2 separate regions of the Homo sapiens genome follow, and region 2 is linked to region 1. A link is a loop called in an ENCODE intact Hi-C map of the cell type or tissue named here. Cell type or tissue: Caco-2. All regions are shown on one strand. Region 1 overlaps GABRB1 (gamma-aminobutyric acid type A receptor subunit beta1). Region 2 overlaps GABRB1 (gamma-aminobutyric acid type A receptor subunit beta1).

What was found. A loop is a pair of places that touch in the nucleus more often than their neighbours do. Peaks named below come from ENCODE experiments on the same cell type or tissue, not always from the same donor. Only the 100,000 strongest peaks of a DNase experiment are listed, where the experiment ranks them.
Region 2: it touches region 1 in a loop (11-fold over the local background); 1 of 110 quality-filtered maps calls a loop at or near these places.

What each region holds. Positions count from the first base shown.
Region 1 is chr4:47,189,415-47,191,914 of GRCh38, reverse strand. All of the region lies in intron 4 of GABRB1 (gamma-aminobutyric acid type A receptor subunit beta1), which reads right to left. Among named protein-coding and RNA genes, the nearest start is that of GABRB1, 160 kb to the right of the region's middle. In Caco-2, no CTCF peak of the experiment used is centred here; no DNase peak of the experiment used is centred here.
Region 2 is chr4:47,262,411-47,264,910 of GRCh38, reverse strand. The region is part of intron 4 of GABRB1 (gamma-aminobutyric acid type A receptor subunit beta1); the gene reads right to left. Among named protein-coding and RNA genes, the nearest start is that of COMMD8, 200 kb to the left of the region's middle. In Caco-2, no CTCF peak of the experiment used is centred here; a DNase peak (open chromatin) is centred at 980.

The DNA of each region.
Region 1 (2,500 bases):
GGAGATAATTTTGCATTGTTTGTTTGGGTTTTCCAATTACAAGAGTTTAGTTTTTCTACTAATTTGATTTAATTTTTTTTCATCTGTTGTATTTTCAGTTTAGCTAATGTTGCTGGTCCCTTCCTCTCTTCTACACAGAAATGCTAAAATATATAAGACCCTGAAACTAAGCCAGTCACTTCCTGCTTCCTAGTTCTTTCCTAATTTTTTTTTCCTGTGCTGATGAATATTCTGGAAAGGTAGACTAAATTAATTTCTTTCAAAGTTTTCTTTCATTTCCATCATCTGAGTGAAAACACTGTTATCTAAGGGCACTAACAATTTATTAATGAACAAACCCACAGACATTTTCTTAGTCTCATTCTACTCAGCTTTCATGTATACCTTTAATAAATATTTGTAATCTCTGTACCATAATCCATGTATTTCACTAGTCACTGGAAGTGACTGAAATTGGTGAATAAGGTAGAATTGAGTCTGTTCATTTATGGAGTTTTGGAACAGTTAGGGGGTGAAGTAAATGTTGGAGATCTATCTTAGGTAAGATGGTCATTTCTGAGGGGATTGTATTTGAGCTGAAAACTGAAAAATAAGAAATAAACTGCCATGTGATTTTTGAAAACTGCATCCCTGAAAAGGAACAGAAAAAAAGGATCTTGAGGCACAAAGGAGTTACACATGTTGCAATAACTGCAAGAAGAAAACTTAGGGAGACATTTGTCTTCCTTGGCCTTGTTAAAACTTAACATTGGTTTAGTGACTCAATACTCTGCTGATTCTCTGATCTGCTGATCATCTTTTCTTTAGTTATTGTCTTCTGTGTAGGTATATTCTTTCCAGGCAAGAGAAAGAATAAATAGACCATAAATGCTTTGCTGGGAGCTTAATGACCCGAAAAGACCTGATTTTTAAAAATTTGACAATTCAAGAAATAAAATGTGCAATGTGAGTATGAGGAAAAATTACATGTACAAGTTAGATCTGGCTCCAGCAGTTGCAGACCTAACAGTAAAACATCTGCCACAGTCATTGGCATAGACTAAGTTTTCCATGCTCACAGTTCAGTGTGCTGGTTGAAAGCCTGAATACTCAACTGTGCTCCCTACGATCTCAGGCCCCACCCAAATCTACTGAATCAAAATATATGTTTTCACAAGATCACCAGGTGATTCAAATATACATTAAAATTTTAGAACCAGGAGGGCTTGGAGTCAAATTGGCTGAGGTTTAAAGCCTGGTCCTCCTTCTTATTACCTATGTGGCCTTGCCCAACTCAACCTCTTAGAATTTTAATCTATATCCCTTTGCTTTTGTTACCAAAAGCATATATTTACTATGCTTTGAAGTCAGGGATTTAAAAGCCTTTGAAAATGATTGTGATGGCTTTCAAAAGCACAGATAAAGGATATGTGTAGGTGCTGACAATGATCAGGTTTGTTGGAAGGATCAATAAAATAATGTGCATAAAGCCGTTAGCACATAGTTTACAGTGGTTTCCAGTATGTGCACAATACATGATAGTGAAGCTTCTCTTGTTCACCAAACCAATTACAAATTAACCAACAATTTAATGACTTTAGATAGAGTTGGGTATGGTTAGCAGAGAACAGGTGGCAGTACTTATTATCTCCACTGTTGAGTAACCTGCTGGGATACACATCTTATGACACATAACAATTATTTTCTTAATTCATTTTCCTAATGATGGCTTTAGCTGCATTTTCAGGGAAACCTTGTCAGGTATGTTCACATTGTTCTATTCACCAAACCTGGTAAAGCTAGAAGATTAAGGGAGTCAGATAAAATAGGAATTCAAAGTTCCTTCTAATTAAATTATTCTGGTTTTTAACCTGCTAGAGAATGAGAACAAGACCAAGATTGCTTGAAATTGTTTCTCTGCAGTTTCCAAATCTTTCTGGAATCATGAATGCCAGCAGAGCCACATCATAAAAAGATGGGCCACTGGACACTAGTGAGAGCCTTCAAAGATGTCTCCATCTTTGCATAATAGTATGTTGTACAACAGAGCCTGGGAGCTCACTGCATTAAAACACAAACAAAAAAACATAATAGTCTGATTCAATCCACAAAGTATTGAATACCCACAGTTTTAGGAACTCTGTTAGTTTCTGGGGAAAGAAAGGTGAATAAAAACAGGTACTCTACCTTGAAGAATTAATATTCCAATGTGGCAGTAAAGGCAGACTCTGAACATGTCGATAAAAATGTTTAGCTCTTCAACAAAACCTCTGTTTAGGAATGCGAATCAACTATTAAAAATACAGCATGGCAGATCCATAAATGCAGGGACTCAATCCTGCCCTCAATAAGGATAGAATATAAGAAACTATCCGATACCCTCCATAAATGCAGAGACACAATTCTACTTAGAATTCTACTTAGAATTGAGTCTCTTCATTTATAGAGGTTATTGGATAGTTTCTTATATTCTATCATCTCATATTCTATATATCATCTTATATCCTATCATGTTTCTTAC
Region 2 (2,500 bases), 73 kb before region 1:
GTGCATGATTCCCTGTATATAAAATTCTAGAAAATGCAAACTCATTTATAGTGACAAAAAGCAGATCAGTGGTTGCTTGAAGGTCCTGGGCAAAGAGAAAGATTGATTGCAGAAGCGTAAAAGGAAACTTTGGGGGTGATGGAAAAGTTCTGTATCTTGATTGTGTTGGTAATTCCCCCAGGTGTATACAGTGTATTTGTGAAAATTCATGTAATTCTACACTTTAAATGTATCACTTATTAAATGGAAATTATACCTCAATAACAAATTATTTTTCTAAAAGAGAAAAAAGCAAGGCAGAGGTTTTCATCTCATGGTTTGCATTTGAGACTTGACCTTTGAGTTATATGCTATTAACTGTGAAGCGTTTCAGTTTCTTTAAAGACAAATCCCCAAAGAGTAGGCATACCCTGGGGTGCCCCTGGGATGCCAGTGGTCTGTGAACAGAGGGATGTTAATGGATACTGGATGTTCCAGTATGAGACTATGTAGGCTTACATTTAATTCCTTGCTTTCTCTTTGGTGCTTCACCATTGCCCCATAACATAGGGCCATGAGTCCAAATTCTCTGGTTTATTTTTTCAGCATATAAAACTCTTCTAGCCTTTGAATGCTTGGCGGGGTGGGGGAAGGATAGTTGCTGGGTTGCAAACATTGTAGGAAAAAATACGGGTTTAAGTCTTTCCTATGAAGTCTTTCTATCTACTCTGTTTTCAGCTCCAAGCTCTACCTTGATTTGCTTGTTTTTTTGTTTGTTTCTTTTGTTTTTGAGATAGAGTCTTGCACTTTTGCCCAGGCTGGAGCGAAGTGGGGTGAACTCGGCTCACTACAGCCTCCCTCTTCTGGGCTCAAGTGATCCTCCCAGCTCTGCCTCCTGAGTAGCTGGGACTACAGGTGTGTATCACTACACCTGGCTGATTTTTTTTTTTTTATTTTTTTTGTAGAAGTGAACTTTCGTCATGTTTTGAATTCCTGGGCTCAAATAATCCACTGGCCTTGGCCTCCCAAAGTGCTGGGATTACAAGTGTGAACACTGATGTTTAATAGAACATTTTGTTTCCATTCTCAAGCTTATCTTCAGTTCTAAGGAATGTTATCATTTGCTTTACCACTATCTATTTGTATAGATACATAAGAATTTAGCTTTTCCTTCTCAGCAAACTCAGTGTCCTTTCATTTATAGACTTCTAACCTACAAAGTATTTATTGATATTCCCTCCCTGCTGTTGTTTCCCTCTAGTTCTTTTTGTTTGTTTTGTCATTGAGGGTTTACTTTGTTTTTATTTCTCCTCTATCATTTTGGTGTTTAAAGAGTGGGCAGAGATTGACTCATGTATTCACTCCTCTGTGTTTAACCAGCATTCTCTAAAAATCCCAGTATTTTAGAAATGATTTAGTGGTTTGATATTTAGGAAGCCTTCACAGTGAAGTCCTGGAGTCAAACATGCATCACTTGGTCTCTGCACTTTCCATGAGACTGTTGTTTTTCTCTTCTTCCCGGTGACTTCTTACTTCTCCCCTAGTCATATTTACTGCTTGTGTGTTACAGAAAAGGTGGCTATCCGATGGGTTATTTTAAGAGTTCAAGGTAATCCTCCTTGCATCCACTAAATCTATCTATATTTCATGCAATATTTAATTTTGCCTTAAAATTTTAATTCTTGTTAATGTTAAGCTCTTTTCCATTATTTATTTATTTATTTATTTATTTATTATTATTATACTTTAAGTTTTAGGGTACATGTGCACAATGTGCAGGTTAGTTACATATGTATACATGTGCCCTGCTAGTGTGCTGCACCCATTAACTCATCATTTAGCATTAGGTATTTCTCCTAAAGCTATCCCTCCCCCCTCCCCCCACCCCACAACAGTCCCCAGTGTGTGATGTTCCCCTTCCTGTGTCTATGTGTTCTCACTGTTCAATTCCCACCTATGAGTGAGAACATGCGGTGTTTGGTTTTTTGTCCTTGCAATAGTTTGCTGAGAATGATGGTTTCCAGCTTCATCCATGTCCCTACAAAGGACATGAACTCATCATTTTTTATGGCTGCATAGTATTCCATGGTGCATATGTGCCACATTTTCTTAATCCAGTCTATCATTGTTGGAATTTGGGTTGGTTCCAAGTCTTTGCTATTGTGAATAGTGCTGCAATAAACATATGTGTGCATGTGTCTTTATAGCAGCATGATTTATAGTCCCTTGGGTATATACCCAGTAATGGGAAGGCTGTGTCAAATGGTATTTTTAGTTCCAGATCCCTGAAGAATCGCCACACTGACTTCCACAAGGGTTGAACTAGTTTACACTCCCACCAACAGTGTAAAAGTGTTCCTATTTCTCCACATCCTCTCCAGCACCTGTTGTTTCCTGACTTTTTAATGATCGCCATTCTAACTGGTGTGAGATGGTGTCTCATTGTGGTTTTGATTTGCATTTCTCTGATGGCCAGTGATGATGAGCATTTTTTCATGTGTCTGTTGGCTGCATAAATGTC